Linked DNA regions of Mus musculus: region 1 is linked to region 2. A link is a loop called in an ENCODE intact Hi-C map of the cell type or tissue named here. Cell type or tissue: heart. All regions are shown on one strand. Each heading gives the region's core, and the rest is flanking DNA. Links, peaks and the distances in the headings are about the cores only. Region 1 overlaps Gm41625 (a long non-coding RNA gene). Region 2 has its middle 15 kb from the start of Gm41625.

Region 1 (10,852 bases), core at 4,511-7,010, 76 kb before region 2:
GCAGGGTACCAAGAGGGACGAAGGTAACAAGCCCAGGCTGGTCAGAGGGGTGAGTTCACACTGCGAAAATACCGTCTGCGTGCGTTTTCACACTCATATTTATTCAGCACACGCATACTTAATCTGTTGAACCATCTTTCTCTGCCCCTCCCCAAACAGGTTTTTATGTGTGTTGTTTGTCAATAAAAAGAGTCCAAAAAAGGGTCATATTCAGGTATTATAAATACATCAGTATTCTTTAAGATTTTTTATTATTACTGGAGAGTTGAAGCTCAGAGAAGTTGTAGAAATTGACTTCTGATGATCTTTGAATAAGACATCTGAACTCTGATGCATTTTTTTCTGACACTGATTCTCTGGGTAGTTTCATTTTTATTGTAAATTTTATTAGACCTATTCGTCTTATTTAATATGTGAGTGCAGGCGTGGTGGTGCACGCCTTTAATCCCAGCACTTGGGAGGCAGAGGCAGGTGAATTTCTGAGTTCGAGGCCAGCCTGGTCTACAGAGTGAGTTCCAGGACAGCCAAGGCTACACAGAGAAACCCTGTCTCGGAAAAAAAAAAAAAAAAAAAAAAAAAAAAACTTAATATGTGTTTTGGCTACATAGATGTAGGTGGAACATAACAACAGCTTGGTGCCCACAAAGGTAAGACAAGAATATTAGAGCCCCTGGAACTAGAATTATGGAGAGTTGTGAACTATCGTGTAGATGCTGGAGTCAGGCACAGATCCTCTGCAAGAACAACAAGTTCTCTTAACCACTGAGCCATCTCTCCAGAGCTGCTAGGTCAGTGGTTCTCAACCTGTGGGTCACAGCTTTGGAAATCAAATGACCCCTTCACAGGGGCCATCTAATACCATTGGAAAAACACAGATGTTTACATTATGATGCATAACAGCAGCAATGAAAATCATTTTATGGGGGGAAGCAGTTCACTACAACATGAGGAACTGAATTAAAGGGTTGGGGGAATTAGGATGTTTGAGAGCCACTGCTCTCGGTGAGTTTAGAAAAGCATTACTTGTGGACCTGGGAAATGCCCAGGAAATAAAAGTGCTTCCAGGGGCCCTCTGAACCTTGCTAGCCAAACAGAATAGACAAAATGGTGAGCTCTAGTTTCAATGAGAGAGACCCTGTCACACAAAAAAACACAAGGTGTAGTCGGGCAGTGGTGGTGCATGCCTTTAATCCCAGAACTTGGGAGACCGAGGCAGATGGATCTCTCTGAGTTTAGTCCCAGCACTTCGGAGGCAGAGGCAGGCAGATTTCTGAGTTCGAGGCCAGCCTGGTCTACAAAGTGAGTGCCAGGACAGCCAGGGCTACACAGAGAAACCCTGTCTCGAAAAACAAAACAAAAAAAAAAACCAAACAAACAGAGTGAGTTCCAAGACAGCCAGGGCTACACAGAGAAACCCTGTCTCAAAACAAAGCAAAACAAAACAAACAATAAAAAACCCAAGGTGGAGGTGAGAAAGGAAGACACCCACTGCAAACCTCCCTGGTCTCGATACACACAGAGACACATGCGTGCACACGTATGCCACACATATAAATTAAATTCTTTATGGAAGAAACAGAAGAACATTTCTTGTATTGCACCTATTCTAAAAGAATAATCTTGGCTTTCATTTTTCACTCCTCATCAAATAGATTTGCCTTAGAGGTAAACTGTGAGGCCAGTGCACTGTAGCTGAGGCGTTAGATGTTAACACCAGAAGTCCAAGCCCTCGCCACGTTCGTGTGAAAGCAGCAGTCTGTCTGCAGTGAGGAGACCGTTGTGACAGCTAAGCAGTCACCAGCCTGTCAACTCCTCTGCTGCACCTATGGGTGAAGTCTGTGCTGCTTGTCATCGAGAGTCTTGAGGACACCAGATTCACTTTATCTTCCCTATTAGGGGCTTCCTCGTTTCTCACAAGGATGGATTCCTCAGTTCTGGGAAGTTACGGGAAGTCACAAGACGTTGGGAATAGAGTGTGATGAGAATTGATGCTGATGGAGAAAGACCAAGCATTAACATTTAGGAGCTGAAGACTTTGGGCAAGTCACCCTCCCTTCGTTTGCCTTTCCAGGAAAAAGAGAAGCCCTGTTTTACCTGCTTCATTGAGTTGTTTTGAGGTAGAAGTTACATTTTTGCCTAGGAAATTGGGTTTGAAAACTAACACATGCAGAAGAACTCATATAAAATATTATGATCATGGGGAAATGTTATCAGGAAACTCTTCATTTCCATCACAAGCAGGTATCTATGTGAGCCATTCCCAGGGTGATGGCAAACCACAGGGGACAAGTTGTTACAAACCACATCTGGTAGGAGAAGACAGGCAGTTAAAACTGCTAGAAGGAGAGTGAAGCTATGCCATGGAACACACAGAGGAGAGGATGTGTAGTCTGACCCGTGTCCTAGAGGTGAGCGTGAAGCTCTATGGGAAGAGTGCTCTAGGCAAAGGCAGCATGCAAGTATACTGATACAGAAGGGACCTTCACCTCCTGAAGAGCAGAGAGAACTTTGGGGGGTGGGGCTGGAGCAGAGAGAGCTGGGTTAGAAAGATGCGTACAGACGAGACTCCGAAAGATACCACGTACTGTGTCAGGAAATGGGCTCACCTCGTAAGAGGATATAGACAGGAAATGAAAACAGAACTAAGCCCTGTTTTTAGCAGAGGAAAATGAAAAGCGTAAGATTTTTCTCCCTGGGAGACTATAACTTCAGCATGTTGATGACATCACACACTAGCTTCGGAGGTGGCTTTTCTGAGAAGCTAAAGAAGTCCACAGTCCAGTCCCAGGAGGCACCTGACATTCATAGGTAAATTATACGTAGTTTCCCCCTTTGGAAGTCTCATCAACTTGACCCTGTGTTAATGTACTCAAATGATATGGCTGGTTTCTGGCCTCAGGACTCCAGTAGCATGTCAGACCCTAGAGGTTTATAAAGATGCCCACCTCGGGTGTTTTCTAAATCTTCCCATCTGGCCCAGCAAGCCTGACGTGGAGGCTGCTGTAGGTCACCTTACTTTCTCTCTTCCTTACTAAGACCCAAAGCCTAGACGGTCCACAACTCACTCCAGCCTTTCCACAACCCACCCCTTTCAAGCCTCCTCCTTCCTTCTCCCTTCCTTCCCCAGTGACCTCACTACCCCTTCTGCAGAGCTCCGCTGACAGGCTCTCATTCTGGCAGCACACATATTCTCTTGTGGCTCCATGGTTTCGCACAAGCTGTTTCTAGAGCATCCTCACACCGCTGTAAAGCTGGGGGCTAAGTCAATGACACCATTACAACTAATCTTTAGAAGGATGACACAAAATGGGTTGGGAGGAGGGTGACTGCCCAGAGAGAAAATGAATGACTCTCAGCCATGGAGATGCTCAACAAAGAGGTTGAAGGATGGATGCAGCAGTGTGGGCTTGGGGGAGGGTGGAGATCTGGGTTCTAAGGAGTTCAGTTCCCTTAAGTTCTCTTCTTTAACCTGAAGAAAAGCTTTCCCAGAGCAGCCACAGGCCACTGCCAGCCCTGGACAGTGGCATTGATCCCAGTGTGGACTACACAAAACAACGTGATCATCCTGTCAGGATCCGAAAGAGAAAAGACAGAAACAATTAGCATAAATACAAGGCCACCTACTTAATTAAAGGCACAAACCAGGGCAGCTAAAAAGCAGAATGTCAAACAGGCAGGGAGTTTCGGGGAAGGTGAGTTACATAATTGAGACCCAGACAAGAGTGTTCTTTTCTCAAGGTTAGGAGACAAACCTGAGCCAATCAGCTGTTTCCAGACATTTCTTCCTATAAGCTTTCTACCAAGCAGTGAAACCTAGAGTCGGGAGCATCAGAAATGAGGCTGACAGAGGCCTCCTAAGCCAGCCATTCCCCTGGGTCAATAGGCTGTCCTCTGGGTGAGGTGTGGCTCTGTGCTGGTGGTGACATCACAGGGCTCTCAAGATCATCACCATTTCACAACGTAAGGACTGTTCCAGCTGGAAGCAACCTTTGAGACCGTGTGGCCAACCTGGCCTTGTTGTTGAACAAAAAGTTTCAAAGGTCAGAGAAAGTTGCTCCAGGACAGGACTCGAGTCCCCGTGGTCATAGCCAGTGCCTCGTTCACTTCGCCTCTCCCAGTGTACCTGCAGATAAGTCAAGTCCCAGCACTCAGGGGGCCTTTGCTAGGGGCGACTGAGAACCGCCCCTTCAGCAAACTTGGCGAAGCTAGCCCCTCCCCTTCTTGCTCACAGTCTCCTCCCCTTTCTGTTTTATCTTTAGCCTCTCTTGTCTCTCTCCAACCTGCCTCTGTCCTCACAGTGGTGGCACAAGAGAGACTGTATACTCCATTTTGTCTGACAGTGGCTCTGCAAGTCAGGAAGCTGGAGACAAAGTATTTCCTTCTCTTTAAACACCTTCTTCCTCGCTTCCAGGCCATTCCTGGTACTGCTTCCAAAACAATCGCAAAACGAAGCCTCCTCAGGGTACTCAGGTAGAGGGAAAGCCCAAGACAGTGAGCTATGGATGGAAGACAGCCTCACACAGACATACAGGCAGGCAAAACACCAATGGATATAAAAATAAATTATAAAAAAAAAACAACAACAACAAACAAAAAACTCATTGCTCTCTGTATCTCCAGCTCCACCAGACACCTCTGGCCTCCTTAGGTGCGCACTCGTGTGCACACACACATATACACAAATATTTTGTAGAAAAGGACATATGTAAAACTAAACATTGCTTTCCTTTTTTGATGATCGCCTTCCTTGATGATTTTCATTTTTAATAATATGACATGGTTAAAACAGAGAGGGAGCTGCCATTCGTTCTGAGTCTTGACCCACCCATAGCTTTTTCCTCTCTGCTAGCCATTGCCCCTACTAGAGAACTGCTCGTGTTCCAAGCAAATTTTTCCACAAAGGAAATACATTTGAATAGTATACTCTCAAGACCCAACAGCTTTCAATAAGATACACAAAGTCCTCTGCAGTCTTCAAAGAGAAAGATTTGGGGACAGGATTTTCTTGATCCCCTTTAGATTATAACTCTGAAGAGGCCAATCCTACCAGACAGTGCTAAATGGGGAAATCAGAGCTTTCACCATCCAAGGCCACCGTCCAAGGCCACTGTGGGGGAGCAGAATCTACTCCTGGGGTCTATCTCTCACCCCAGTTAGACACTCTTGCCTAATGTAACCACATTTATTATAATAACGTCCTTTGAAGTCACAGCCTGCGCTGCTATCCTCATCAGGGACATGCGGCACTGCCCAAACCCCCGGTGTCTTCTCCATTGACAGAGATGAAAGGAAACATAAAACCTAGTCACATCTCAGGAAATCTTTACTTAAAGAACAACATACACGGTGACTTCTCGGCTACCTGCGCCTGAGAAGATCATAGCTTTAAATCCAGCACAGTGTGGTCCAAGTCAGTTCAACGGGCAATGAAGTGGTTCTTTGTTTTCAGGACCTGCTAAGCCAGGTTGAAGGAGGAGGCAGGCTCCTTACTTGGTTGGTATGCTACCCGGGGTGTTAGCATTACACAATCCCGAGCTGGACAGCAGGCAGAGCTGGCGCTAGCTTGCTCGTGCTGGAACAGAACAAAGCCTCGGGAGAGACCTTTTACTTTCCTACAGCTCTGCCAGAATTTCCAATTGTTCCAGCTCTAGACTTGGGGGACTTTAAAAATGATAAAGTGATAGGTTTGGAATTTATTTCGCTCCTCCAAAGAAAACTGCAGGACTCTCGTGGACTTGATAATTGCAGAGGTGTTGGCTTTCCCAATTTCCCCACCACATCAACAGAACCTGCCAAGGAGGAGAACTTGCAGTGGGGCCAGGGCTAGATGGACCCTTTCTCTTTATTAGGCCATCCTGTCTTAAACTTGGATTGAAATAAAGAGCTCCAGCATCAAACTGGGTGGCTGTTGCTGGGTTGCTTTTCATTTTAGGAGAACAAGACCTTTTTCATTCCTCTGGGTTCTCTCCAAATAGAGTGGTCTTTTCAGTCTAGTGCCTTCACGGGTGAGTAATGAGTCAGAGAGAAAGCACAGAGTGTGAGTGTATGTGAGCCAGCCTGTGTATGTATAAATGTCTAATGCTAGCCAGGTATAGCGGTGCTCACCTGTAATCCCAGTACTCATGAGGATAGACAACTGGAAGGTTGTAGAATATGGAAGAGAGACATAGTTGGAGAAAGTAAACCTTTTGGGGGCCTGCACTGAACATACACTTGGTCCAGGCCCCTTACTGCTCTTCCCTGGTCCAGGCGCCTTACTGTTCTCTTTGCTTCCTGGAGACTGTAAGATAAGCAGCTTTTCTTTCAACAAGCCCTTCCTTCCCTGTTTCTATCCAGAAACAACAAAGCCAGACAGCCATAGCTGAAAACTCAAAGGGAGCCCTTTCTTCCTTATGTTAATTTTTCTTGGGCATTTGTCATCTCAAATAATAAATAGGTAGATAAATAAATAACTGAAAGACTTTAGAAAAGCAGGAAGAATTGTATTTTGTTAGCTGAGTGACAATATCTGAAGCCCAATTTCCTTACCTTGCCTTTCCTTGCTATCACAGATGTTTATTGTGAGAAATGTGTGATGTAAAAATTGATAAAGCAGTTAATATTGTGCCTGCTCACCACACACACTCGGTAAAACCTAGTTCCAACTACTTCTATTACTATCCAAGAATTTCTGAGAGGAGAATCGTTCTGTTTGGACATTTTGACTACGTGACCTATTTCAGTCCAAATAGTGTTAGAAATGGAGATGAAGGAAGAGGAAAGACTAGCATTGCATAGAGACCACAGCCAAGTATCTTACCCTAAATCCCAGTGTTTCTACTTTATTTTTTTCTTCCAACTTAATAATCTCTAATATGATTGGATGTAATATTGGATGCAAGTTTGTGATGTAAAATTGGATGTAATGTGCTAATCCTTACATTTACCCACTCTTGAGGTTAGAGGGCATCTTAGTTAGGGTTTTACTACTGTGAATAGACACCATGACCAAGGCAAGTCTTATACGGACAACATTTAATTGGGGCTGGCCTACAGGTTCAGAGATTCAGTCCATTATCATCAAGGCAGGAGCATAGCAGTGTCCAGGCAGGCATGGTGCAGGAAGAACTGAGAATTCTACATCTTCATCTAAAGGATGCTAGAAGTAGACTGACTTCCAGGCAGTTAGAATGAGGGACTTAAAGCCCACCCCCACAGTAACACACTTCCTCCACCAAGACCACACCTCCTAATAATGCCATTCCCTGGGCCAAGCATAAACACACCACTCCAGAGGGTAAAACTTGTTGTCCCTTTCATTCTTCTTGTGAAGCTTAGCTCTTTTTTTATTTATTTAATTAGGTATTTTCTTTATTTACATTTCAAATGCTATCCCAAAAGTCCCCCATACCCTCCCCCACCAACTCCCCTACCCACCCACTCCCACTTCTTGACCCTGGCGTTCCCCTGTACTGAGGCATATAGAATTTGTAAGACCAAGGGGCCTCTCTTCCCAATGATGGCCAACTAGGCCATCTTCTGCTACATATGCAGCTAGAGTCAAGAGCTCCAGGGGTACTGGTTAGTTCATAATGTTGTTCCACCTATAGGTTTGCAGACCCCTTTAGCTCCTTGGGTGCTTTCTCTAGCTCCTCCATTGGGGGCCTGTGTTCCATCCAATAGCTTACTGTGAGCATCCACTTCTGTGTTTGCTAGGCACCGGCATAGATGAGGCTTAGTTCTTGACCTCTGTTAAACAATTAGCACAGATAGACCAAGCCTTCTAACTCATATTCAGTATTTTTCAGTTCTTTTGAGAAAAGGAGAAAAAAAATCTATTTTCCCCCTGTTCCTCTTGGTAATGTTAGTGATATCACACACAGGGACAAAAATCTAATCAACACACATGCTGTTGTCTTAGAGTGCCTTGCAAGCAGCTTTGGGGTTAGTCGTTAAGGTCTTTCGTTGTACTTCCGTAAGTATAATGTGCAATTGTTTGTCAACCACAGGCCTGCAAAGTAGAGGGGGCAAGAAGAGGAGGAGGTAGAAAAGAAAGCTGAAACAGTTTCAAAGAGACAGCTCCCTCTTTGGTTACTACTCAGGCTCTGGGAGTTGGGGGTAGAGAACATTTGTGTGTGTGTGTGTGTGTGTGTGTGTGTGTGTGTGTGTAGTGGATTGATCTTAAATGTAAAACACGGGTGATAAAAATGATATTCAGAATCAATAAAATCCCCAAATCCCAGGATTTGAACTCCCAATCTCCCCAGCGTCTACCCTTCTTACTGTTAGCCTATGAGTGTACACAATTCTCCAGTCATCTCCATGTTTCTGAACTCAGGAGAGCTTTCTCCCAGCAGAGTAGAGAGCAGCTCTATAAACAGACTGGTAAGCGACAGAGACACCCCCTTAGAAGTTGGATGGTCTTTAAAAGAAACAGTCTTTACTGCGGAAAAACCAAGGAGGGCTAGTTTGTTGTGAAGAAGTAACATATTGATTATAATTTCTCTTCATGCAAGATGATGAAAGCAGGTAGTGGCATATGTAGAGCAGTCTCCAACCTTCCCACCCTTTCCTTCCGCTGCCTTTACAGGACCAATGAGCTGGACACAGCAAGCCCTCTGACATCAAACAGATCCAGCCAAGAGCTAGCTGTTCTCAGCTGACTGAACTCAGGGACCCTGGAAGCCAGGACTTTTGGAGCTAAAACTGCCTCTCTTCCATGTGCAGCTCAGAGGCATCCCTTCTAGTCAATATGTTGGAAGCCAGTGGTCGGGGCGCCAGTTCTAGATCCCTCTGAATGCACTCTGCCGTGTTCTTTACCTAAATGCTCATACATAAAGGACAAGGAGGAAATTGATTCCAGGAAACGAGTCTCTGCAGTCCCTCACTGTGAACCATCTCTTTTCCTCCAATGGCTCTGTAGTGGTGTCAACACTGTGCTGTGCCTGGCTTTTCGGGCTTCTAGATTTATGTTAGAAGGGTTTTGTGAGCTATTCCATAACTCATAGGAGCAACAACAACAACAACAAAAATACAGGGTGTGTATTACCTTACATTTTATCCTAAATTAACCCAAACTTGCTTTGTCTAGACAGATTATACCATAATGAGTCCTTGGAAGTCTCAAAGAATATTATCACATTGTCTTAAGTGATCCTATAATTGCTTAAATTTTTTTTTAAATTTCTACTCATTTATTTTGTGTTTTGTTGGGTTTTGTTTTGTTTTGTTTTTTTGTTTTGTTTGTGTATGAGTGTTTTGTCTTCATATATGTCTGTGTACCACATCCATGCCTGATGCCTACAGAAGCCAGAAAAGGCGTGGGATCTCTTGAGAATGGAGTAACAGACAACTGTGAGTTACCATGGAGGTACTGGGAACCAACCCCTTATCCTCTGGAAGAATGCTATAGTTGTGATCACTCCAGTGATTCCATCTCTCCAGTGCCTGAAACACTGCTTTAGGAATGTAGACTATATTTTGATTTTTTTTTTAATCCAAAGCCCTGAGAGACACTATATTCAGTGTATTTATGATGCTGTCTACCTGTGAATCTGGCCTCTATCTAAAATTACTCCCGCATCACTCCAATCAGCTACCGTGAAGAATAATCACAGTTGTCATATGTCATCGACTATGTGTGGATAGGAAACATGTCAGAGATAATACCTATACGATTTCATTTTATCTTCATAACAACTTTTGTAATTACACCCAGTTAAGAGGCACTGAGTCTGGTGCTGAAGAGATGGCTCAGCGGTTAAGAGCACTTGCTGATGTCCCAGAGAACCTGAGTCCGGTTCTCAGCACCTATGTCAGGTGGTTCACAACTGTCTATAAATATAGCTCCAGGGGACACAACACCTCTATTCTCCACAGTCCCACACTCACATGCAAACACACACATACACATAATTTAAAAAAAAAAAACAATATAATGAAGTCTTTTTAAAAAGTAATGCTGGATCTAAAATACAGAAAAGTAATTTCCCCAAGAGCAGGACAGCAAGCAGTGGAGTCCCTGGACAAATTCAGATATGTGTGACTCCAGCCCAGTGCGGTGAGCTACTCCTTTGTCCCATGAGGAACAGATAAGGTTATAAACCTCCTGGTACTTCACTTTTTCCATGGGGGGAAAAAAAATACTAGGAAGACCTCATGAAGCCTCCTTGCAGAAAAGAACACTTGTGACCACAAGATGATTGCCTGTATTGCACGCCAGTGAGATGTGTTTCAGCAGTGTTTCAAACATATGTAAGTAAAGACCACAGTTTAACAGTCATGTCAGCAGGAAGGGACCTTGACAAGTCCAGGTGAGTCTTAAAAAATATAAGAGGCAATTGGGGGAGGGGGGCTGTCCATAGGAAAGCCAGCCCAGTGCAGTAATTATATTTTCATATTTATAAAGCTGTAGTGTAGACTGAAAAAAAAGGTATTTCATCCATTCGCTCACTCATGTATCCAACAAACACTTCTCCCACATAAATTATGTACATAATTTGGAGAAGTAGGTCAGGTATGCTGGTTCCATGTGGCAAGAGGCGAAGATCTAGTGACGATCATTGCAAATTCTGCACAGCACAGAAGAGCATCGGGAAGCCAGTAAGTCTCTGTAGGTAGAAATCATCCACGGATAGGGATGACAGGCGTGGGGTGGATTACAGAGCAAAGGGAAGAGATGCTCAGGACAGTGGGGCAGGGGTTGGAAAGTAGGTCCCCGTTAAAGTTTGACCAGAGGCTTGTTGGTGACCTGCCAGAAGCCTTGTACACAAGATTTCCATGGAGAGGAAAAGGGTCAGCTTGAGCATGCTCTGCTAGTTCCATATTATGATGTTCTGAAATCTTAGACCTCATCCCCAACAAAAGTGAAGAC
Region 2 (10,852 bases), core at 3,480-5,979:
CACAGCCTAGGACAGATTTTCCCAAGCCGCGAGCTGAAATTCAATCGGAGGCATTCCTCCGGCTGTTTACTTGGTGTTTTCATGCCTCACAGGTTCTGGGGTGCCCTCTGACTGAATCCTGCCTCGGCCAGACCTGCAGGCAGTGCCAAGAAGCAGGGCTGGCATTGGGTGGCAGCGGACACATGGGCGCTGAAGCCTGCTTTATGATTCCCATGTGGCTTCCTTTTGCAAACAGATTCTTGGCTCTGTGGTTTGGGGTTTCCTCATGCTTCTGACACTCTCTGCACTGAGAATGCATTGGAGAAGCACTTCAGAGTTCATGATAAGCAGAGGAAAGAAGATATGGAGATATATGAAATAATCGATGGCCAAGAAAACCTCATTTCTTGGGGGGGGGGGGGGGGGAAGTCCTGGGCAGCACTTAGAAAGCACCCAGTAGGGCTGCTAATGGATGTTGCATCCGTTTCTCTTAACCTAAGAAGCATGCTTAACTCTGGGGATGACATTGCGTCATATCTTGACATCTGCTGGGATGGTAGGCATGTCCTGGCCCTACAGTCTGGAGCCAGCTCTGCTTCCAGCTCTGCCAGAGTGGAGCAGTAGCCAGAGCAAGTATCTTTCCTCTCCAAACTTAGCCAGCATGTTCTCTTTCTTTCTTTCTTTCTTTCTTTCTTTCTTTCTTTCTTTCTTTCTTTCTTTCCTTCCTTCCTTCCTTCCTTCCTTCCTTCCTTCCTTCCTCCTTCCTTCCTTCCTCTCTCTCTCTCTCTCTCTCTCTCTCTCTCTCTCTCTCTCTCTCTCTCTCTCTCTTTGTTTTAGTTTTCCAAGACAAGGGCGTTTGTCTGTATATCCCTGCCTGTTCTGGCTATCCTCACTCTGTAGACCCAGGCTGGCCTCTAACTCACAGAGATCTACCTGCTTCTGCCTCCCGGGTGCTGGGATTAAAGTCATGTACTGGCTTAGTCAGCATTTTCTTTTCCTTTCTTTTTTTCTAAGATTTATTTATTTATTATATGTAAGTACACTGTAGCTGTCTTCAGACACTCCAGAAGAGGGTGCCAGATCTTGTTACGGATGGTTGTGAGCCACCATGTGGTTGTTTCACCTTGAACACAGACATACATGTGTTCAGATCCCAGGCTTAGGGGAAGGGGAAGCAAGCTGGCACCATCTCTCTCTCCTTCCTGACCCTTGAAGTCATGTGACTAAACCATGTCCCCTCTACCATGCTTTCTCCACCATGACGGACCATGCTCCCTTAAGCCCTTCCTTCCTTAAATTCCTCTTATTATTTTCTCAAAGGAATGAGAAAAGTAGCCAGGAGACTCTGAGCCACATTCCATTGGCTAATGTCCTTCATATCGAATGCAATCTTCCTGTACCCCTGATCAGGACCTCCCAAAACAGAGACGACCCCTGGCCCCAAAACAATCCATATGCCAGGCCAAGAAAAGCTAGCCACCAGGAAGATGGCTATAGCTACTCTTTCTAAAGAAGGCTCCCACTTATTGAAGATGTTTAGACTCTGACACCCTTTTGTGTCCAAAAAAAAAGAATGTAAGGTTCTTATAAAAACAGAAACAAAACAAACAAACAAACAAATAAACACCAAAACAGAGCAGTCCAGGAAGACAGGACATTCTCAGGAAGGGCTACCACTGTCCCATTTCTTCAGGGCACTCCCATGAGCCAACTTTAGGAGCTCTAGGACCAAGCATAGCTGTGTCACTGTGTCTTCATTTTCCCATGTGTCTTTATAGCTAATACCTATCAAGTGTGGGGACCCAGGCCTGATCCGCCCTTACAACCCCAAAGCACTGAGATAGGATTGCTCCATTCTGTTTCTTAGCAGTTCAAGGTGAGTAATCCTGAGCCTTAAGTCTCCGAGGCGGTAATTTGAGTGTTGGTTCTTACTGTTGCTCCAGTTCCCACACATCACATGGAATTGAATCCCCGTGACTCAACGGAAGAAACATTTATTCTACATCGGGAACCCTAAGTACTTCCTTACCAACTAGCCATGTGACCTAGAAAAAAGATGTGTGAGGTCCATCCTGGAGTTGATGCTATACAATGTATCTACTACCTAGGACCATTTTAGAAAGAAATCCTACAGACTGATGTATGTGGATGTAAGAGTATACAATGTGCTAGGCCAATGATTGACCTGAGAACCCAGACATACCGTGAGGAGTATGAAGACAAAAGAATTCAAAAGCAAACAGTCCCGCCTGGAAAACTGATTAGATTTGGGTTCTGCAAGGATGCCTTTGTTACAAATTTCTTAGCCTTGGCGAGGCCTCTATTTTCTTACCTGTAAGATGAGGGTATTAACAGCATCTACTTCAGGATAACTAAGTTAGTGCTGAAACAGTGCCTAGGGCATAGTAAATACTCAACAGATGTCAGTACTGTGACTGAAACATCACCCTGGCCACCCCGCATGTGTGTGTGTGAGTATGTGTGTGTGCTCCCAGAGTCTGCCTTTGCACCTGGGTGTGAAGGAACACGTTGTGGCCCTCAGCATTCTCGAAAGGAATCTTGGTGGGTCCAGTTCCCATCTCCAGCATGCATGGCTGGTGCTGGGCCTTCTATTCAGCCCAGCAGACTGAGAAATCACACATGTTCTCACTTTCCACGAGCCTCCGAGCTCTCCTTACCTTCACCACCTCCACGGGGCGGTGAAAAGGGACCATCCTAGAATCCTGTTCCACATCCATTGGATTGTGCTATCCCAGAAGCCTCCCCTAAACCCAGTACACCACATCTACTTGGAAGCACAAGCACACCGCATGCAGAATAGAAAAGATACGTCCAGAAGCTGCCTAGGGCCTAATAGCCCCTATGGGAAACGCTGAAGGATTGTCATTTGCTTTAGACGTCTTCAAAGAACTTTGGCTTTCATTTCCCTGGTTTGGAAACATAGAAATATATTCCTTGAATCTGAAACAAAGTCGGCACTTTTAAGTGTGTGTGTGTGTGTGTGTGTGTGTGTGCGCGCGCTCGTGCGTGCGTGTGCGTTTAATTGAAATAGATTTACGTCTCTTTCCATCCCCATTTTCTCTCCCCAACCCCTCCCATGCCACCCACCCTCAAGTTGATAGCCTTCAATTCTTTATTACACACACTCACACACACACATCCACATGAGAATGCAGTTGTGTGTATGCACACAAACATACACAAATACAGCCTTCTGAGTCCATCTTTATTGATGATGTCTATATGGTTTTGAGGCTGACCACTCTACACTGGACAACCAATAAGGAGGCTCATCTCTGAGAGACACTAATTCTTCTCCCTGCAGTCATTAGTTGGCTACAGTTCTTTGTCTAGGACCAGGGCTCAAAAAAGTTTCCCCCTTCCACATTGATACTCAGGATCTATGATGCAGAGATCAACAGATCCTGGGGACCCCACCTCCCATTAGTCTACATCATAGATCCTGAGTCTCTGGCTCAGGGAAGAGGAGCCAGAAAGTCTGCCAGAATACCAGGAAGTCTCCGGAAATAGTCTCTCCTAGAACTAGGGCATAAGCAAAACTGAAATACTAGCAATGTCAATAAGCATATCAATGTGTCTCACTAGGTAGTCCTAGCTGTCCTGGAACTCACTCTATAGACCATGCTAGCCTCAAACTCACCTGATTCACCTGCCTCTACGTCCTGAGTGCCACCAGGTAGTGCCACCACTACCTGGCTTGAAGTGAGTACTTTTAAAAGAGAGTTTTATGTGAACACTACAAACCTACTCTTGTTGGTAAAGCTGATTGCTGGGGGCAGTTGAGATTAACCTCATTGGTGGGCCCTGGAGAGGCATGCACCGCACCCAGCCTCCACTGGCCTCTCCCTGCTTTGGAGAAGAGCCATGTGAGCAAGTGAGCTCCAGCCCCAGCCAGAAGGCCTGGCCTGGTCTGACCAGCCTGCTTGGCAAAATGCTGGGCCAAGAGGCTTCTCTTTGCCATCTCTCCACCCAGTTGCTTCTGCATGATTTTAATTCAACCTGACCTGAGATGACCCTACGGTTGGCCCCATGGGGGTGGGGTCCCCTCTAGGACAAGAGAGTGGCATCAGGTGTCCATTAGTCCCTTAGTGTCTCTTCTGTGTGTTGTCAGCTGCTGGCTGGATTGCCACACTTTCACAGAGCATCTTGTCAATGACACCCTCGTGTCCAGCCAGGGTACCATCCTTGGCTCAGAAGTGTAGATTTCCTAACACCAGATGTGAGCTGTGAATGTCATGCAACAGGGACTGGTTCCCAGGATTTTTTCAGATGGCACAGAGGCCTTTGTCCTTGAATCAGTTCCCAAGTCAAACCTTGGGCTCTGTTACCCCAGCCTCCAGAGTTGCTCCATGAGTAAGTCTTAGGTAAGAGCTGACATCATCTGGCCTGAGTCTAACCCAGATGCCATGGGCAGCCCCAGAGAGCCAGGAAAAGGTTCTCGGGACATTTGCACCAAGTCACCTGGGTCACCCAGACCCTGTGGAGTGGCTGTAAGCACTCCAGTGGACCAGGCATGACAGCTTCTCTCTGTAGTGGTCAAAATACTTTTACAGGCTTTCTCTTGTCTAATCTCAGAATTCTAAGTTTGCTTTTGGGTGATGGTAGTGGTATCGATGATGGTGGTTTTTAAGACAGGATTCCATGGAGCCCAAGCTGGCCTCAAACTCCTGATCTTCCTGCTTCTGGCTCCCCAGTGTGGCCATTACATGTGTCTGCCACTGTGCCCAATATCAGAACTTTTTTTTTTTTAATTCAAGATGTTCTGCAAGATAAGCTACTATTACCGAGAATCCCATCTCGAAACTCAGTCAAGGTCTGTGACATCACAGGATCTGGACTTGCTCCACTCTTCAGACAATATTTAGACACTGTCAAATTACCATAGCCAGCTAAGACACACACAAGGTTCTGTCTTGGGAGCAGCCAAGGTTACCTTTCTTCTCTGATCCTTGGCTGTAGTGATTATAGTCCAAACCTTTAAAGACAACCTGGAGAGGAGGCTCATAACTGTAATCCCAGCACTCAGGAGCCAGAAGCAGGAGGACTGCTGTAACTTCAAGGTCAGTTTGGGCCACAGCTCCAGACTCATATGCCCCATAAAGAAACAAACAAACAAACAACAACAAAAATCAGAATAAAGCAAAAGACTGTGTGTAGTGGCACATGCCTTTAAATCCAGCGGAGGCAGGTGGATCTCTGTGAGTTCAGGGCTAGCCTGGTCTACAAAATGAGTTCCAGGACAGCCAGAGCTACTCAGGGGGGGTGGGGGTGGGGAAAGACCATCAAAGAGCATAAATACAGGATCAGCTATAGCTACAGACCCTCCCCACCGATTTTTTAAAAATCACTGATGGGTATTTTTATAAGGAAAGGAAATGAGTATTCCCATAAGGAATACTTTCTAAACCAAGGCTATCCCATCATCCCACTTTTCTCATTATCTCATCCCTCCTCCCCCCAGGACAGACGACAGGTAACATCACTGGCTAAACAGCAGGAGTTCAAGACCAGGGACGGGAAACATCCTTACCCTGCGACATGGTCTAAAGTAGGCCACAGCCACCAGCTGGGGCAGGGAGGTGGCAGGTGATAGTCGTCCAGAGGTGTGACCTTAATGCTATAATATCCGAGTGGGAGAGAATGGCGAAGTGCCTGTGTGTGTGGAGAGAGAGAGAGAGAGAGAGAGAGAGAGAGAGAGAGAGAGAGAGAGACTGGAGTGAGAGTAGAGGGCAGAGGCAGAACCTGTGAAGAAAAATCACCTGTTGTTGCATCCAGAAAAAGACAGTATGAAAACAGCAGCTTGGTTTCTACAGAGAAACGTGTCTGCTTCACAAGAGAAGGAACCAACCATTTGCATGTAGAAACAGCACACCAGCTTTGAGCATCGGCTTCAGAAGAGAGGATGCTCAAAGCGGCATTGGAGGCCACAGAGGGGATCAGAAAGCTGGAGCCACCTGGAAAGAATTCAGCAATATTGGGGTCAATGCAAGCTGAGCCTTCTCAAGTCCGAATCCCCGAGTCTCGGGGCTTAGACTGCTGTTTATTCGGCTGTGTGCCAACTGGTTAGATTCAGTAGTGAGAGGCATCTTAGGGACCAGTGGTGACTGGCTATGAATTCCTGGGTATTTCCTTTGGAAAGGTCGTTTCTCCTAACCCTGGATTGTTCTGGAAGAAGGTGGCCTAAGGGCTTAAATATCTCACACCCTTTCGCTGCTTAATGGTCTCTTTGTGGCTTTTGGATGTAACATCCTTTGCAGAAATAGACAAAGTTTATGTCATCTAGTTCAGTGCTTCCTGGGTTATGCACATCATCATATGTGTTCCTTTAACCTTGGGGAGGAGGGTGCAGAGCCAGGCTAGAGTAGAATTTGATCAACTCAATCTGCCGTCTTTGTTTAAACTGAGGGAAATGCAAAATGAAAAAGAAAGAAAGAAAGAAAGAGAGAGAGAGAGAGAGAGAGAGAGAGGGAGGGAGGGAGGGAGGGAGGGAGGGAGGGAGGGAGGGAGGGAGAGAGAAGGAAGGGAGAGAGGGAGGGAGGGAAGGAGGGAGGGAAGAAAAGAAAAGAAGGAAAGAAAAGAAGAAAAGAAAAAAGAAAAAAGAAAAACACAAAGGAGGAGGAGGAGGAGGAGAAGGGGAAGGGGAAGAGGAAGAGGAAGAGGAAGAGGAGGAAGAGGAAGAGGAAGAGGAAGAGGAAGAGGAAGAGGAAGAGGATGAAGAAGAAGAAGAAGAAGAAGAAGAAGAAGAAGAAGAAGAAGAAGAAGAAGAAGACGACGACGACGACACTGGGCTCCCTCTGAGTTAGCTAAATTAGCCAGGCAACTGAGAAGTGTTCCTTAGACCTGCACCAGCTGTGTCTTTCCTTGGGAAGAGTTGGGAAAAAGACATGTGACTGGTAAGCAGTAACTAAGACTGCCCACATGATTCCTGGTTCTTTTGCATCTTTGGATTCCATTATTGCAAGATATCTCCAAAAGAAATGCACATGATACGCACTCACTGATAAATGGATATTAGCCCAGAAACCTAGAATACCCAAGATAGAATTTGCAAATCACATGAAACTCAAAAATAAGGAAGACCAAAGTGTGGATACTTCATTCCTTCTTAAAATGGGGGAAAAAATACCCATGGGAGGAGTTACAGAGACAAAGTTCAGAGCTGAGACAGAGGAATGACCATCCAGAGTCTACCCCACCCAGGGATCCATCCATAAACAACCACCAAACCCAGACACTATTGCATATGCCAGCAAGATTTTGCTGCTAGGACCCTGATATAGCTGTCTCTTGTGAGGCTATGTCAGTGCCTGGCAAATACAGAAGTGGATGCTCACAGTCACCTATTGGATGGAACCCCGGGCCCCCAATGAAGGAGCTAGAGCAAGTACCCAAGGAGCTGAAGGGATCTGCAACCCTATAGGTGGAACAACACTATGAACTAACCAGTACCCCCCAGAGCTCGTGTCTCTAGCTGCATGTGTAGCAGAGGATGACTTAGTAGGCCATCAATGGGAGGAGAGGCCCTTGGTCTTGTGAAGATCATATGCCCCAGTACAGGGGAATGCCAGGGCCAGAAAGCAGGAGTGGGTGGGTTGGGGAACAGAACAGGGGTGGGGGTATAGGGGACTTTTTGGATAGCATTTGGAATGTAAATGAAAAAAATATCTAATTAATAAAAAAAGATTTCTTGGCACTGACTCTTCTCTCCAGCTGTAGGGAGCACTGGAATCCGGCTGTAGGGAGCACTGGAATGGGACTTTACGGTCCTTCACCATCAGGTCACTTTGCCTCCCTCCCACAGCTAACTGACTCTCTCTGCCTGGTTCCAGGCCTGCCAACACTGCATTCCAGGACAGATGCAATTCCTTCCTGCTCCAGTCAAACAAGATAGATGAGGGCCAAGGACAGATGTCTGTTAGGGATGCCAGGAGATCTGTGACCCCTGCGGATTCACTTGAGAGAGGCCCATGGTGAGACAGCTCACCCTGCAGGAGAAGGCTGAGTTACGTAAGCCAAGTTCGTGGGTTTGCTCTCTGCTCTTCACCTGTTGCTAATTAATAAGCTGCCTGTCACAGCCCAACAAGAAAATCATCTTCCTACTTAAGCAAGCTCACCTCACTGTAGGAGTGAAGACACATCGGCAGAGTTATCAGTCCAACAATACCACATACAGGACCGAAGGGATGAGAATATGCTGATGAAAACCATCAGGGCCCCTGTTCCGCCATGACAGAATCACAGACATGTGTTGTAGGTCAGCAGCTCTGTTCAACTCATGCTGTTCACATAACAAGAATTACCTCCAGTGCACAAAAAAAAAAAAAAAAAAAAAAAAAAAACCCTGCAGAATTGCTTTGAGTACAGAGTCAGACAAACCCAGTGGTTCCCTCCAGATGGATGTGTGCAAAAGCTAGGGAGTGGGGCTGGAACTCTCCGGTTCTGACACGGTCAAATGAAGCTCAGATCCCAATAGCGAAACAAAGCCTTCCTGCCCACGACACCAACAACAAAGCTTGAGGTGCAAGGTAGGTCAGGACCAGGGGACAGGACCAGCGGGAGAGAAGGGAGCCCTGGGGACGTGGCCCAGAGCGTCAACCAGTGTGGAGGCCCCTGTGAGTCCTCGGAGGTGATGTGTGGGACGCTGACCTAGTTTAGATGGCAAACACCTGAAGCGTAGCTGCCTGAAGCAAACACTGGTCTACTTTGCTTGAAGAAAGAGTGAGATCCCGGAGCGGTACCCAGCTTTAGTCCCAACACTTGACAGCAGGGGCAGGGGAATCTCGGTGAGTTCCGGACTAGCCTGCTCTACATGGTGAGTTCTATAGACCAGTGCTACATAATAAGACTCTGTCAACAAGGAGCTGGGGGGTGAACCAGGGCCCAGGGACACTGCAAAACTGTAGACGGCCTTTCAGGGAAACAAGGGCTCTAGTGGAGAAGACGGGCAGTCTGGAGTTGGGAAGTGAACTCAGGTACACAGAGGGAGTTTTGAAAGTGGCCCTGGAGAGCACAGAACACTCGCAAGGGTAGCAACGGTTACAGAGCAAAACTGAGTTTACTGAGGTGTGTTTCCTGCATCTGAAGAACATCCTGGTGCTCTCTCAGATATCAGACTCCACGCAGTGACGGCCTTCCTGCCTCCATCGCTCATTCTGTGAGCTTCTCCTGGAACCCTCACGAACACCGCACGCCTAGCATATCCAAAACTGAGTATCATGGCCACCCGCTTCCAGGCTTTCTCCAGAGCACAGCCATGAGTCCTCAGCCGACATTGGTAATTGACCTAGAAATCCAGTGAGAGATTGTGTCTCCCACCTCCTTCCTCTAACGATGTGGTTCTCAGCCCTCCTAAAGCTGCCACCCTTTAATACAGTGCCTCATGTTTGGTGATCCCCAACTATAAGATTCTTTTTGTTGCCACTTCATAACTGTAATCTCGCTACTGTTATGAATTGTGCTGTGTTTTCCGATGGTCATAGGTTAACCATGTGAAAGGGTCTTTCAACCCCCAAAGGGGTCATGACCCATGGGCTGAAAACTGCTGCTGTACTAAGTCATCTCCCGTTTTCACCCAGGAAACTACAGCCCCACTATTAAGCGACTGTTGCTGTTTTAATGTGTTGCTACAAACTTACAAGTTTAGCCCACCACACAAGTCTACGGCCTTATAGTACGAAAAGTCAGTCCTAAAAATCCAAGGTGTCCACAAAGCTGTGTTATCTTCCGGGGCTTCTGAAAGGAGAATCTGTTCCCTGCCATCTTGAGCTTCTGCAAGCCACTTGCGGTCTTTGGCGGCTGGCTTCTTCCTCTATCTTGAAAGCCAGCATGGTGGCTTCAGATCTCTCTTTAACTCTGGCATTCTTCCTAGGCTCGCCTACATAATAAAAGATGATATCCACATCTCTAGACCCTTAATCACATTCGCAAAGACTCTTCTACCTTGCAAGGGAACTGATTCATGGGTTCTACAGCTTAGAAAATAGACCCCCTTTAAGGGACCATCGTCTTGCCTAACAAATACCTCACAAAAGCATCATTGCCACCCTGTGTCTCACTCAGAGTCACCAGCGCATTTCCAGTTGCACAGGAAGTATTTGATGAGGATTAAAAGAGAAAGAGCAGAAAATAAGGGGGGAAAGAGGAAGATGCCCTTCCAGTAGGGCTTCCCGAGGGACAGAATGCCACCCTTTTAATTTGTCACCTCTCCAAAGCGTTCTCTGTCTTAATTTGGGTTTTACTGCTATGAACAGACACCATGACCAAGGCCACTTTTATAAAGGACAACATTTCATTGGGGCTGGCTTACAGGTTCAGAGGGTCGGTCCATTATCATCAAGGCAGAGGAGCATGGCAGCATCCAGGCAGGCAAGGTGCAGGCGGAGCTGAGAGTTCTACATCTTCATCTGAAGACTGCTAGCTGAATACTGACTTCCAGGCAGCTAGGATAAGGGTCTTAAAGCCCATCCTACAGTGATAGACCTACTCCAACTAGGCCACACCTACTTCAACAGGGCCATACCTTCTAATAGTGCCACTCTCTGGGCCAAGCATATTCAAACCACCACATTCTTAGTCTATCTATTTCTTTCTACCCTTATTCTTGATCATTGAGCCTTTGCTCTTGCTGATTCCTGCCTGGAATATTATCTTCTCGTTTGGGAGGGAGGGTGGCATTAAGTTGATCTCATTTGAAAGACTAGGATGACCCAGAGTTCACTATGTGGTCCAAACTTGTCTTGAACTTCTGGTGGTCCTCCTGCCTCGGCCTCCCAGGTACTAAGATTATAGGTATACCACCATACCTAGCCAGTTACCTCCACTCCTCCATGACCCCTGCACAAAGCACTTTGAA

Evidence for each region. Hi-C counts contacts between places; a loop is a spot of excess contacts. Peaks named below come from ENCODE experiments on the same cell type or tissue, not always from the same donor. Only the 100,000 strongest peaks of a DNase experiment are listed, where the experiment ranks them.
Region 1: it touches region 2 in a loop (1.8-fold over the local background); 2 of 42 quality-filtered maps call a loop at or near these places.

Annotation. Positions count from the first base shown.
Region 1 is chr17:79,914,626-79,925,477 of GRCm38, forward strand. All of the region lies in intron 2 of Gm41625 (a long non-coding RNA gene), which reads right to left. Among named protein-coding and RNA genes, the nearest start is that of Atl2, 24 kb to the left of the region's middle. In heart, for the core only: no CTCF peak of the experiment used is centred there; a DNase peak (open chromatin) is centred at 5,556; H3K27ac peaks cover 41 bases.
Region 2 is chr17:79,991,225-80,002,076 of GRCm38, forward strand. No RefSeq gene overlaps it. Among named protein-coding and RNA genes, the nearest start is that of Gm41625, 15 kb to the left of the region's middle. In heart, for the core only: a CTCF peak has its summit at 4,694; a DNase peak (open chromatin) is centred at 4,097.